Regions from separate parts of the Mus musculus genome. Here region 2 is linked to region 1. Evidence: chromatin loops called from intact Hi-C (ENCODE). Cell type or tissue: left cerebral cortex. All regions are shown on one strand. Each heading gives the region's core, and the rest is flanking DNA. Links, peaks and the distances in the headings are about the cores only. Region 1 holds the start of Rgs7 (regulator of G protein signaling 7). Region 2 has its middle 46 kb from the start of Fh1.

Region 1 (7,283 bases), core at 2,914-5,413:
CCCCTTAACTTCCCTCCCCATGCCCTAGATAAACTCTATTCTGTACTTTTATTTTTTTAAAAAGCTAATCAAGTCATTAGTAGTCCTAAACTCAACCAGAAATATTAAAGAAACAAAGAAAGAGAAAAGAAAAAGAAAGGAAGGAAGGAAAGGAAAAAGAAAGGAAGGAAAGAAGAAAGGAAGGAAGAAAGGAAGGAAGGAAGGGAGAAGGAAGGAAGGAAGGAAGGAAGGAAGAGGGGAGGAAGGAAGGAAGAAGGGAGGAAGGGAAGAAGGGAGGGAGGGAGGAAGGAAAGAAGGAAGGGAAGAGAGGGAAGGGAGGGAGGAAGGAAGGGAGGGAGGGAGGAAGGAAGGAAGAGATGCTATTGAGAGGCAGAGTTAGGAGAACAGTTGCAAGTTAAAGCCTAGCCAGGGCTACATAGTGAGGCCATACCTCAAAGGACAAAAAGTTAGATTCCTTAAAATCTCCATGAAACCTATAAGTTTACACTTAAAACTAACAGCATTTGAGACTATACAATCTATAAAGCAAATTCAGACTTAGCAATCTGAGTCAGTATAGCAAGTAATCGAATAATGATATCCAAGCCGTCAACTGTTTATAGGCAAACAGAAAGGGAATTCAGCTGTGAGATTTAACGGACATAGCTTGCTACCATAATTTAGGGGACTCTAAAAGTACAGCCCTACATACTGCATAAACTCCTAGGATAGATTTTTTAAATTCTCACATCTTGCATGTTACAACATTCAAAATAAAATAAAATATTAGAGTTACTTTAAAGTACCTAAATACCACAAGAATATTTTTTTATCTCTAGATCAACTCTGTATGTAAAATATGCAAGCACAGTTACTTCATTCAGTGGCCGGATGAAGTAGCCATGACTTAAGTTCACGTGCATGATAATCTTAATTCATCTATTTGAATAAAATGATGGAAATAGTCATCTAGTCCCTTATTTTTCTTCCCTTTCATTCTGTACCGTCTCACACACATCTGGCTAAATTTATAAGTATACAGAATAACACTATTCACAGGCTACAGGATAAGCAGTTAGTATTGTGTCCTGACATCATGCATCTGCTTAGAGTGATGTCACTATTCCCCCAGCTCATTCCTGGCTACCTTCTAATGTCTCTGGGCCACACAAGTATAGTTGGGATTCTGCATTCAGCCTTTCCTCTGTATTCACAACCAGTTCATACCTCACAGAGCTACATTTATGCTGGATCCAGTGAATGCTTGCTAATCAAAACCCTTAATAACATTCTTGACCTCAGAGGATGATTTCCACTGGCCACTGTCAGTGTCAACTAATGAAATCTGAGCCAAGACACACCCCAGGTAATATGCTTAAGAAAAATGATTCCAGTAAAAACTACAAAAGGAAAAAAAATATCAATGTAGAAGTTACATAAAGAATACTGCATCCTTAATTTTAGTAAGCTTGTTGATTATAACCATCTTGAAGTTTCCTAAGCAACCATTCCAAAGCACAGGCAAAACCCAAACGTGGCTCAATGTCTAGAAGTTTGTTGCTGAAAGCATGACAGAAAACTGTTAGATATGGTTGCAGAAGGGGGATCTGGATTGTACAGATTTATCCCATGGGCATATGACACTATAACATAGATGTTATAGACAAAATCACAGAAATAATACAAAGGAAAACTAGGTTAAGACTGAAAGAACTGGAGTCATCTAGCTGGGAGCAAACTTATGAAAGCATACACGTCCACGGATAGAGTCACCCTCACTACAGACCTGCAAAGCCATCCTTTGCTTTCCAAACTTCGGTGCACTTAAGAAATTATTATAACCTAATGGTTTTAAAACAGCTTCTGAAACAATTGCAAGGGATGGTATTGAATCAAGTGGAATAACATAACACATTGAATAGCCAGTGTAGCTTCTAAGGACAGGTGACTCTAACAATCATCAGGGAATGTGCTAGGACTCGTGTACTTCCTGTCACTTAGGAGCATCTGATCATCTTTTAGTGCAGTACTTAACCATTGATGCTCTGGGAGTTCACAAAGTTGATAAATACTCTGATTCAGGCAAAAGAAAGAAGAAAAAGGAAGGAAGGAAGGAAAGAAGGAAGGAAGGAAGGACAAAAGGAAGGAATAAAGGAAAGGGGAAGGAATAAAGGAAAGAGGAAGGAAGGAAAGGAAGGGAGGGAGGGAGGGAGGAAGGAAGGAAGGAAGGAAGGAAGGAAGGAAGGAAGGAAGGAAGGGAAAGGAAGGAAGGAAGGAAGAAAGAAAGAAAGAAAGAAAGAAAGAAAGAAAGAAAGAAAGAAAGAGAAAGAAAGGAAGGAAGGAAGGAAGGAAGGAAGAAAGAAAGAAAGAAAGAAAGAAAGAAAGAAAGAAAGAAAGAAAGAAAGAAAGAAAGAAAGAAAGAAAAAGAAATCAAGCTGAAGTTTCCCGTTTCCTAGGGAAGTGAAGAATTCTTACCTTTCTGTACACCAGCATGTTGGGTGATTCGTCCGCCACCCCGTTGCTGGTCTGTCCATAATTATTTCCCTGAGCCATTTCACCCAGAACTTGGTAGCTCAGATACAAGGATGATCAATCTGCCCTGCAAAGAATTAGAGAGCCTCTAGTGAGAGCCTGGTAGTCCTGGGGGGAACAGACATCCGCCAACACACACACACACACACACACACACACACACACACACACACACCTTCATGTTCACAGTACCCAAACCACGGGAAGAATTCTTTCATTTCTGGGATGAGGAGAACACCAGACATGGAGTTTTTCTTTTTTAAAGAAATACAAAGGCAGAAGTTTACATCTGTAGTAGCCCCAGGAAATCTCAACAGACAACCTTCCAGTTCGAAATAGTCAGCTAGCTAAGGTTTTTGTGGACTTCATTTTGTGAATACTCTCTTTTTAAAAGTATTAGGTACTTACTTAAAAACCCCATGGTTGGCACTTCCCTAATACCCACTGTTCTCCCTGGATACTTGCTGCTCCACTTGATGCGGTTCTCCCCAAAGGGCAGAAAGCCAACACCCGCTGCAGCCCACTTTCTCCTAGTAGCCAGCTAGTTTCCCATGGCAGGCGCGACAGAGGCCCCTTCCCCACAAGTGTTCTTTTCAGGCACATGTTTGTTCTCCATTTCTTGGGCTCCCCACACAGCCTGGGCATACATAGGCTTTTCCACTTTCACCTGCTTTCACTGCCAGCCCATGGCTCCTCTGTGCTCCCACCTCGGTGCGCTAAGTCTGGACCTGATCCTGACTAATCTTTGGAAGAAAGCTTCCAAATTAGGTCCAAGCAACCCAAGGCTGATGGGAAGTCAAGCCTTGAGCAATCACCTGGCTCACCTCCGAGAGCAAGCTAACTGCACAAGCCTGGAACAATCAGCCAGAAGAGCAGAGAAATCTGGGTCCCAGCTCATCCTGCTCGGCCCTTGCTCTCGGAGGCAGCAAATGGCAGGCAGCCTTGCCCCTCATCCAGGCACTGGCCACACCGGGCAGCAGTTTCAGCACCGTGGACCGCGGCGTGCGCAGCGCCCCAGCCCGGCCGGCCGGGCGCGCCACTCATTGGGGACCGTGACTCCCGTCGTCGCAGGGCGAGGACCGGGTGCGGGACCAGGGGTCCCGGGGACTCCAGGTGGCGCCGCCTCCTCCCCTTCCGCTCCCTCCGGTTACCTCCTCGGCCAAGGTCACGGCCCCGCGGCTCCCCTCCGGGTGTGCTGAGGGCAGGCGCTGTCAGCTGGCTGCGAGCGGAGCTGCGAGGCAGGGCAGCCTCATCACACTCGCGCTGCTCAGGCCACCGCCACCCTCGCCGCGGTGCACAGGCGGCCCCGGCAGCCGCCGCTCGCGCCCGCTCCCCCGGGCCGCCTCGCTCGTTCCCTCCTCCGCTTCTCCTCCCGGGGACTGGGACCAGTCGAGCGCGCGCGGGAGTCGAGACGCCTGGCCCGTGCGCGCGCGACTGGGAGGAGGGAGGAGGCGACAGTCACGTGGGACAGGGACGCCCGAAGGTGCCGGCTCGGACGGGCTCGGCTTCGCCGCCGCCACACCCCTGGGTGTCCCCGGCCTCCCGACCCCGCAACCCCTCGGGAGCACAGGCCCTGTCCCCCGCGCTGGCAAGCCCACGCGCCGCCGCAGGCCTGGAGAGCCAAACTGAGCTAAGCAGGAGGAAGGGCTTGGCGGAGGGTGGGTGGATGGGTAGGTGGGTGAAAGGGTGGGTGAGTGGGTAAATGGATGAATGGATAAGGCCCCCTGCGGCTGGCAGGTCTGCATCGCGCTCCTGGCGACCCTGCTGGCAGAACTAGGGAAGCAAATGATTGATAATCCTTATGCTTAAGTAACAGCCCAGAGAGATGCTGGAATATCCCAGAAGTGAAAGCAATGGCCAGGACCAAATGACTCATTGGCAGGCCCCCTTCCTCACTCCAGCCTGTTTGCCCATGACTTTCACTGCCTCCTATTAAGTTGGAAATACCGGGAAGGAATTTGGAGGCCTCTACCAAAAGCGAACAATCTCACCACCTGTGACATTGAAGGCCCATGGCTGATGTCTGGCTGGTCTAACCTACTGGGCTCAGAGAAACTTGTCTTTAGTCCTTGTCCTCTACTGGGGTTCACAGAATCACAAAGGGTCTGGGGTTGCTGATACCCCGAACCCCAGAAATTCTTCAGGTTTCCGGCACTAATTTTTCAAGGACTGGGAAGACATTAAAGAAAAAAGTTTTTGTCCTCGTGAAATGTACCCAGCTTTCTGGGACATTAGGAAGTTGTGGGAATCTGAACATCTGAGAAGGCTTCCTCTATAGGACTGAGGATAAAGACGATTTAGCCAGTGTGATTTGTGTGTGTAGGCGGACTAAACCTAAGGCCCCTGCCAATGAGCTGCATCCCATTCACAACCCTCTCTACCAGCACCTTCGTTTGTTTGTTTGTTTGTTTGTTTGTTTTTCACTTTTGAGACAGCGTCCAACCAGGCTGGTCTTAAACTCAGTTTAGCCCAAACAGACCTTAAATTCAACATTCTCCTGCCTCAGCCTTCCAAACAGCTGGGATTACAAACCGGTGGCACCAGAATTGGCTATCCAGTGCCATCTGTGGCTGCTTCTCCAAGCAGGGTAAACCTTAATATAACTGCTATCCAAATATCTGTGGGTACCAGTCACGTTTCCAGCCTCACCCAGGCTCTTTCAGGTGTCATTCAAAGTAGCATTTATCTATCCGTACCCATGTTCTAAATACTACAGGATCACGTTCCCAGGCCAGGTTACCCACAGCCATGTCTGACTTCTCTCCCTACTTTCCATCAATTTCCCCAAATCTTTCCACTGTTAGGGAAATTCTCTTTGTTTCCATTCTCTCCTAATAGTTTCTTGGTGGTCTTACTCTAGCTGAAACCGGCTGCTCTCTCTTCAGCCCCCTGCCTCCCTTCCTTCCTTTCCCCTTGCTCTCTCTACTGTCTGGATACTCATGTGCTTTTAGATATAGATAGATATGGAAAAAGTCACTGGGTGTGCTCACCACTTTGCCCTAAATGAAATGGCCTGAAGGAGCCTGTAAGGATAGTTACAGTTGCCAGGAAAGAACTAAGGAGGAAGATTCAATTCAGGAGACAACTCATAACTCTATCAGTATGCAATATTATATTTATCACCTTACAATTTCCAGGGACTCGCATTATTCAGATCTAGACTAGAAGAAATAGCCTAGATACCACCAAATCCATCTGTATCTTATATTTTAACGTTCTCATGATTCTCAACTGTCATTATTCAAATTAGTCTTACTATTTTCTCTACCATCCATTTATGTACTGTAATATTTTTGTTAAACAAATGAAATTCTTAAATGTGGTACTATATGCATTTTATATGCCAGATGGGACCTTCTGAGCACTAGGCAAAAGACCTACCTATAACCTCATCAACCCCCCAAAGGACATTTAAAAGGGGGTTTTTTGTTTGTTTGTTTGTTTTGTTTCATTTTAAACGTCAAACTTTAATAGTTCCACCAAGAGAAATAAATCTAACTTCAATGGTTTCACCTAGGGAAGGAAGTTCAATTGTATCAATATTTTTGAAATAATAGAAACAGTACCTATTTTTATGAACATCTATTTTTATAAATAATTGGAAGCTTAGGCATCCTAAGTTATTACCCACCGATGCAGGAACCCATTTTTATTCTGAAAGTATTTATTTATTTTTATTTATTTACTGTGAATGGAAGATTCCTATTCTTCTACAAAGAATTTGAACAAATCCAGTAGGTAGCTTTGATCTTCAGGGAGTGTGCAATCAAGTTTGGGGAGAAAAACAGATGCCCCCCTCCCATACCTTCCATCAACCCAATCAACAGGTTCCATGCAGAGCAGCCAGAGTGTTCATTTCAAATGTAACTGCTATGTGATTTCTCTATCCAGCACCTCCCAAAGGATGTAAGCCAGTCAAACTAAAGGGTGTCCTTGAGACACCAGCAGCAGGTAGGGTTAGATGAATATGCGGTTACCATTCTGAATTTCATATGCTAATCTGGTGTCCTCGTTTTCCTTTTTATTGCTGTGATAAAATGGTAAGCAAGACCGATTTGGGGAAGGAAACGGAATATTTGGTGTACAGTCCATCATCAAAGAAAGTCAAGGTAGAAACTCGAGTCAGGAACCCAGAGGCAAGAACTGAAACAGGGACCTTGGAGGAGCTCAGCTAAATGACTGACCTCTGCTGGCTTGCTTACCTACTTTTCCTATACAGTCAAAGGATGGCACCACCCTCAGTGGGCTTAGTCCTCCTACAAAAATGCCTCAAAGAGGTGGCCATAGGCCAAGCTGATGTAGGCAATTCCTCAGTTAAAATTAATCTAGTTGATGTTAGTTGGCCAAAGCTAGCCAGTCCACTGGGCCACTCTGCTCCAGTCATGGGGTCTCCTTGTTTCATGATGCATTTATAAGTGGATAAAGTCCATATTCTGGTGCCACAGGACATTTGCACTGGCTATCCCTCCTATCTGGAATGTTCTGCCCTCAAATGTTGGTGTCATCTTCCATTCTTATCTCAGAAGATACCCTCCCAGTGAGCCTTATTGTGTTAACCCTAATTAAAATAACGCATCCTCCCATGATCCTTTCCTTTCTTACACTGGTTGAATCTGTTTCTTGTGACATGACTGCAGCTTGCTTACAGAGGATGCTGGTATTTCTCCCTTTTGAAAAGTTTAAGACCAATGATGCCACCAGCATTTCCTCTCCTGTTCACTCCTCCAGCCTCAGACATGGAATATCTGTCTGACTGGGAGTAGACCTCTAGT
Region 2 (7,283 bases), core at 2,968-5,467, 87 kb after region 1:
ATTGATGTTCTTATTCCTCTACTGGGGGTCCTTTCAGGCTACAGGAGGTGGCCACTCAACTAAGACCAATATATTCCTAGAATTCTCCAAGTTTTTATCCTTTAGAACTAGACTAAATGCTTGAGGTTATTTGTTCATGTGTAGCCTTCACTTTGAAAAACACAAGATTTATGCATTTAATAAGATCCACAGAATAGTGTGATCTGGTGCCAAATGAGGTTTAAGAACTAGGGCTGCCTCCCACAACAAGCTATTCAGAGGGAAGAAAGTATAAACAACTTAATTCTAACTTTCTTTTGGTCTATAAATTATTTACAGTGGAGATAGTCATTTTTTCTTTAACTTTAGTAATATCATATCTCACTATTTGACAGAATGTTGAATAAAATAAGGAACATATTCTGAGTTCTGTCATTGAATCATACCCAATACTGTTGAATGACATTGAATGACTTCAATGACCCATAGGAAGTGTGACAAAGTAAAACTTCAGAGCCTGTGACTTATGTGGCAGATGGCTACACATGATGGTGTGAGGTGGGTGTTAAAGAACAGCCTCTCCATTAAGTCTGAAATTGGAGGGGACAATTCAGTAACAATCCTCTCATCTTACAGAGCATGGATGACCTCACTGTGACTAAATTCCTGTAGACTAACAGAGTGAAATATAGTAGTGATCAGTCAATAATTACCCCTCAACACAAAGACCACCCTCCATGTATGACTTAAACAAGATTGTGGAAAACATTGGTGTACCTGTGACAAAATCAGACATGGCCATCTCTCTGGCCTCAATGCTTGTGTCCTCTAGTGTTCATATGAAATCCTAACCCATGATGCTGTGACTGTTTTAAGATGCTGGGCCTTTGGTAGTGATTAGAGCCAAAAGGTAGAGTCCTCCTAAAAGGGGCTAGGTGTTTATAATACTAACGCAAAGATGCTCAGTTGACCTTCTATCATGTGGTGTTCCAGGAGGAAGGTGCTATTTGTGAAGTAGGAAGTGGGCCATCACCAGACACATGGACCATCAGTTCCTTGATCTTGAATTTCTAGCCCCATAACTGTGAGTGATCAATTTCTATTGCCTGCAAGCTGCCCCATTCTGTTATATCACCCTAAATAACCTGAAATTACCTTCAAATTCTCAATCCTTGATCACCACTGACTGGTTTGGGCAAACTGTCTACAAAGCCAACTTGATGAAACCTCATAAGACTTCTCTCCTTTCCCTTAGGCCACAGAATTCTTGTTCTCTTCTAGGATGAAGCACACATCAAAATACAAAAATTCCTGTTCACATCACCCATGCACTAGTTCATACCACTTGCACAAAACCCATCCTCTCAGATTCCCAACTTCTCACTAGTCAAGAAAACTTTCTGCCCCCAAACACTTGTAGACTTTACAGACAGAGCATCTCCTGGAAGCCATACTGCCCCTTTCCTTTTGCAGCAGTCAAGTCCAGATTTTCTTTTTCAGTTGCATGTAGAAGTTGTACTTTATACTCTACCCCTCTGATCTTTTACGTGTATGAGGTTTTGTTTTTCTTGAACTTATCAGTTAAAGAAATATGAAGATGTCAAAATGCATATCAAGTTCACACTTGGTGCTAGAGACAAAAATAAAAACAATAAAATCTCTACTCTGCAGAAGGTGAGATGAGATACAGGAAAAAAAAACAAGCATCAAATGCTATGAAGGACTTCATAGTAAAAGAATGGACTACTTATTTAGGATATAAAAAAGTAACAAATTGGGCTTGTCTTTGGAGAATTATCTTGATTATATTTAGTGAAGAATAAAGACCCACTCACTGTGGGCAACACTATTCCCTTGACAGGTGATTCCAGATTGATTAAGTATAAAGAAGGTGCTGAGCACAAGCAAGTATGCATTCACTCTCTCTCTCTTCCCAACAGCAGATGTGACTAGATGCTTCAAGTTCCTGCCTTGACCTTCCTACACTGATGGACTACAACCTGGGATTAAAAAACAGTTAAACCCTTTCTCCTTTGTTGGAGTATTTTAATCACAACAACAAAATGAAGGCATAACACACACACACACACACACACACACACAAATTATTGCTCTGTCATTCATATGGAGAGAGAGAGAGAGAGAGAGAGAGAGAGAGAGAGAGAGAGCTGGGCCATCTTGAACCCCATGCCATGGGAGTGCATCCTGACACTACTAATGACATTCTATTTTACTTGCAGACAGGTGCCTATTGTAACTGTGATCTGAGAGGCTTCACCCAGCAGCTGATGGAAACATATGCGAAGACCCTCAGCCAAACTTCAGGCGGGGCTTGGGAAATCCTGTGGAAGAGGGAGAGAAAGGTTTGAAGAAGCCATAGAGGTCACGGACACCACAAGAAAACCTACAGAATCAACTAATCTGGGCCCATAGGGGCTCACTGAGACTGAATCACCAGGCAGAGAACCTTCATAGAAGGGATTTGGGCACTCTACACACATGTAACAGATGTGGGACCCCTAACAGCAGATGCAGGTGTTGTCTCGGACTCCGTTGTGGATCCGTCTGTGGATCCCTTTTCCCTAGCTGGGCTTCCTTGCCTAGCTTCAATAGGAGATGAACCTAGTCATACTGCAGCTTGATACGCCAAGGTCAGTTGAAACCCACAGGAGGCCTCTTCTTCTCTTCGGAAAAAGGGAGGGAGGGGAAGGTAAGAAGGGGGGTCTGGGAGGAGAGGAAGGAAGCTGTGATCTGGATATAAAGTAAATAAATTAATCAATTAAAATGTGATAAATTTGAGAACAGAGGTAAAACAACAAAAAAGAAACATGTTTTAGATTACTACGTTTACCTTATTATATTAATTATCTTTTATATTACTTATAATACATCTACTATATTAAGAAATTACTGGTGTATAATTAATAGTAATAAATATATTATTTTCTCTATTTTTTTGTACTTTCAGGACTGTGCTTTCAAATCTGATTTCCCTCAATGTTATGTAGTTTTCTCTAATTCCATCAGGGATCAAATATTAACTTTATTTCTCCTCATTATTTACAACTAAGAAATCAGTAATGTCTACCCTGTGCCCCCCACTTAACTAACCTCTTTCTCATGCCCAGCATTTATGGCTGGGGTTTCAGTCCCGTATAATTCACCACACCCTTAAAGCTGTCTGCACAGTATTTACTATAATGTCATATAATCAGGAGATCAGAATATGGTGAAGAAATAAATTCCCTTTGCCATTCAAGCAGCAAGTCCATTTCAGAGAAGGGCAGTATGTTGGATTATTTCTGAATGGTCTAACCATTTGTATCTGTACTCTAGTTTCGGGGCCCCATGAAACATGATTGAGCTGAGAAGGCTGCATTTACTGGTAAGGTTCAAATCCAACTGCCAGGGATACAGGAAGGAGGGTTCAAAGTCCCTGCTTGCTGGCAGGTTTCAAACTTCATACCTTGACAGAGGAGGTCAGCAAGGGATTTTCCTCATGAACTACCACAATAATTCCTCTCAAAAATAAATGTAAGCCCCTTGCAGCCCCAAATGTACAGTGTAGAGATAATGTTTATCTCTAGTTTTCAAATGCCTAGAAAATATATTTGTATATTTTACTGCTCATGTAATTAGGGATTTGAATGATGTAAAAGTTCTGAGGGTAAAAATAATTACTTTGCTTATTTCTATTGTCTTTCAGAAACCAAGATACAAATAAATATTAGATTTATTTAGGGGTCATAGTAAGAATAAGCTGAAGGGCTCAGTGGTAGAGTACACTCTGCTTTTACAGAGGAACTGAGTTCCATTTCCAGCAGCCACACAAGACAGCTCACAAACACCCGTAATGCCAGCTCTGAGACATCCTATGTCCTCTTCTGGATTCCTCGGGTACCTGCACTCACATACATGCATACATGCATACATGCATACATACATACATACATACATGATTCAAAATAAAAGGAAATTCATCCTTTCTTTCTTTCTTTCTTTCTTTCTTTCTTTTTCTCTTTCTTTCTTTTTTTATTTTTCAAGACTAGTCTGTAATCAGTTCTCAAATCCTGATCCTAAGGCAATGATTGGTCTTTATTTTTCCAGCATTTAAAATCATGTGCCAGCTTCTGTCTCATGCTGTGCATGGCGATTCATCACGGCAGAAGTACATGCATTTAAATCGCCCTAAATTTCCCCTTCTAGTTGCCTATTCATTATGTTACTCATCTCCATCTTTGTGCCAGAATTGTGAGGAGACAGTTCCCAGCCAAGTAAACAACAGTGGGCGTCATTTAGACAGCCGTGAGGTATCCGTGGAGGGTTGACGTGGGGAAACTGCATAGCTATCTCTGGCCATGTCATTCGGTGATTTGGGCAACAATCAAAGCTACACTTGGGGCCTTACGGAGTTATCCTGAACAAACAACCTACCCCTGAGATGATAAAATGCATAATTATCAGTAATAAGTTATATAACTGCATTATTGACAGCACACCCATGCAAGCAGGGAGCAGAGCTTCTTGGCCTTTCTGGGTTTGCTAATGTGCTCACAGATGGCAACTGTGGGAAACATAAAATCCAGAGAAATTGGCTCTCAGAGAGGCTCACTGGCTTGTAGCAGTAGCTACATTGCTGTGTTAGCTGTGTCATTCAGGCAGGTAGGGAGTATTTGGAAAGATGGGGGTCCATCTTCCAAAGTTGATTTTAGTGGCAACAGTAGTTGTAATCTATAATCCTGTGAACAGACACAAGATCCTGAAGAAAGTGGTCCAGAGAACCAGCCAAGAGTCGGCAGCCAGGGTGGAATAGGAATGCAGACGCTATTGAGGTGGCATGGGGGTGAACTGGCAGATGGAAGGTTGCCGAATGACTTGGAGGTTTAGCTAATTTTCCCTTGTTCCTAAGAATAATTCAAAAGCAAATCCGATTTAAATCTGAAACCTTTTATTTTTGAAAACTAAAAAGTCCTTCGTTTCTATTCCTATGAAAGTCCAAGGTGGTGCTGGATACACACAGGCACGGCGTGGGATTTGCATACCCTGAGTCCTAGGCGTGAGCCACTGTTGTCTCACTGAGCTTGGCTGGGACATCTCTTGCTCACAGTTACTAATGCTGAAATTTCCATTTGGAAACAGCCCAGGTGCTTCAGGGAGGAAAAAGAGCAATTTCATTTCTATTACCCTAGCACTTCCGCTGCCCTATTCTAACAAGGTGGCCTAGATTCAAGGGTCGAGTTAGTGTCAACCTTAAAGGTCTTTTAACTTCTACCATTTTATGGATGAAAAAGCTTGGGATCAGAGAAGTCAATGGACAATACCAAGGTCAACTCCTATTTAATATCAGAATCAAGACTAGAACTCTAGTCTCCTAGATCCTTGAATGTTCTCTTTAGGTGGGGAAGAAAGACCTTCTTCCAGGGCATTGCTAAGAAGGTGTCATGTTGCAGTGAGTTCCACAACAACATATGTTTTATATGCAACTGAGCACCAGAAAGAAGGACATCAGCCACACACTGTCAGTGACTAGATGTTGTGTTTGGTTTTAGGGAAACAAAAATATTCTTTAAAGCATTAAAAAAAAGATATCATCCTTTCCTTTCGTCTTAGCTCCAAACTCCTTTCATGGTTATTTTGTACCCTATTCTAAGGAGGAATGAAGTATCCACCTGTTGGTCATCCCTCTTCTTGATTTTCTTGTGTTTTACAAATTGTATCTTGGGTGTTCTATGTTTTTTGGGCTAATATCCACTTATCAGTGAGTGCATATCTAATGACTTCTTTTGTGATTGGGTTACCTCACTAAGGATGATATCCTCCAGATCCATCCATTTGTCCAAGAATTTCATAAATTCATTCTTTTTAATAGCTGAGTAGTACTCCATTGTGTAAATGTACCACGTTTTCTGTATCCGTTCTTCTGTTGAGGGATATCTAGGTTCTTTCCAGCTTCTGGCTATTATAAATAAGGCTGCTATGAACATAATGGAGCATGTGTTCTTATTACCAGTTGGAACTTCTTCTGGGTATATGCCCAGGAGAGGTATTGCTGGATCTTCCAGTAGTATTATGTCTAATTTTCTGAGGAACCTCCAGACTGACTTCCAGAGTGGTTGTACAAATACAGTGGCCTGGCAAATACAGAAGTGGATGCTCACAGTCCTCTATAAGATGGAGCATAGGGCCCCCAATGGAGAAGCTAGAGAAAGCACCCAAGGAGCTGAAGGGGTCTGCAACCCTATAGGTGGAACAAGCATATGAACTAACCAGTACTCCCAGACCTCGTGATTCTAGCTTCATATGTAGCAGAAGATGGCCTAGTCGGCCATCACTGGGAAGAGAGGCCCCTTGGTATTGCAAACATTTTATGACCAAGTACAGGGGAATGCCAGGGCCAAGAAGCAGGAGTGGGTGGGTAGGGGAGCAGGGTGGTGGGAGGGTATAGGGAACTTTCAGGATAGCATTTGAAATGTATATAAAGAAAATATCTAATAAAAAAAAGATACCAACAACAATAGATAAAATCCACATATTTAGGATGGTATGCTATGAAACCAGCTCTAAGGACCTATTATTGCTACACTCATAGATCATTACATCCCTCAACTCTCATCTGAAAAGCTGCTTCTTGCTGTAGACACTGATGAACAGAAAGACCCACAGCTGGAACATGAAGAGAAGAAAAAAATGTAGCATTCACAGCCCCAAATGAGACATTTATGTCATACCCTGTCCCCAAAGATCATCAGGGAAGAGGAGTGCAAAAGATTTTAAGAGTCAGAAGATCAGTGATTATGAGGGGGGAGGGAGAGGGAGAGTTTTCTTTAAGGTTTAAACCCTGGTACATCAGCCTTACCCCCAATAAAATTTGGGCAAATTGGACTCCATGTAGAAGAAGAAGGAAAAGGAGGAGGAGGAGGAGAGGAAGAGGAAGGAGAAAGAGAGGAGAAGGAGAAGAAGGAGAAGAAGGAAGAAGAGGAAGAGGAAGAGGAAGAGGAAGAGGAAGAAGAAGAAGAAGAAGAAGAAGAAGAAGAAGAAGAAGAAAAAGAAGAAAGAAGAAAGAAGAAGAAGAAGAAGAAGAAGAAGAAGAAGAAGAAGAAGAAGAAGAAGAAGAAGAAGAAGAAGAAGAAGAAGAAGAAGAAGAAGAAGAAGAAGGAGAAGAAGAAGAAGAAGAAAAGAGGAAACAAAGTTGCACAGGTAGAGAGGTGCAGATGATCTCAGAGGACTTTCAGGCTATGTGAATATAAACAAAATCTGTTGTTTGAAATTCTGAAAGAATAAATTAAAATATTATTTAAAAATAA

Evidence for each region. Hi-C counts contacts between places; a loop is a spot of excess contacts. Peaks named below come from ENCODE experiments on the same cell type or tissue, not always from the same donor. Only the 100,000 strongest peaks of a DNase experiment are listed, where the experiment ranks them.
Region 2: a loop joins it to region 1, with 4 times the contacts of the local background. A loop is called at or near these places in 2 of 42 quality-filtered maps.

Annotation. Positions count from the first base shown.
Region 1 is chr1:175,488,599-175,495,881 of GRCm38, forward strand. Rgs7 (regulator of G protein signaling 7) reads right to left here and starts at 3,947. Exons shown (of 18, transcript NM_001347195.1): 1 at 3,663-3,947; 2 at 2,455-2,578. The coding sequence starts at 2,532. In left cerebral cortex, for the core only: a CTCF peak has its summit at 4,294; DNase peaks (open chromatin) are centred at 3,106, 3,317, 3,393 and 3,930; H3K4me3 peaks cover 1,839 bases; H3K27ac peaks cover 1,741 bases.
Region 2 is chr1:175,575,496-175,582,778 of GRCm38, forward strand. No RefSeq gene overlaps it. Among named protein-coding and RNA genes, the nearest start is that of Fh1, 46 kb to the right of the region's middle. In left cerebral cortex, for the core only: no CTCF peak of the experiment used is centred there; DNase peaks (open chromatin) are centred at 4,258, 4,505, 4,826 and 5,027; H3K27ac peaks cover 269 bases.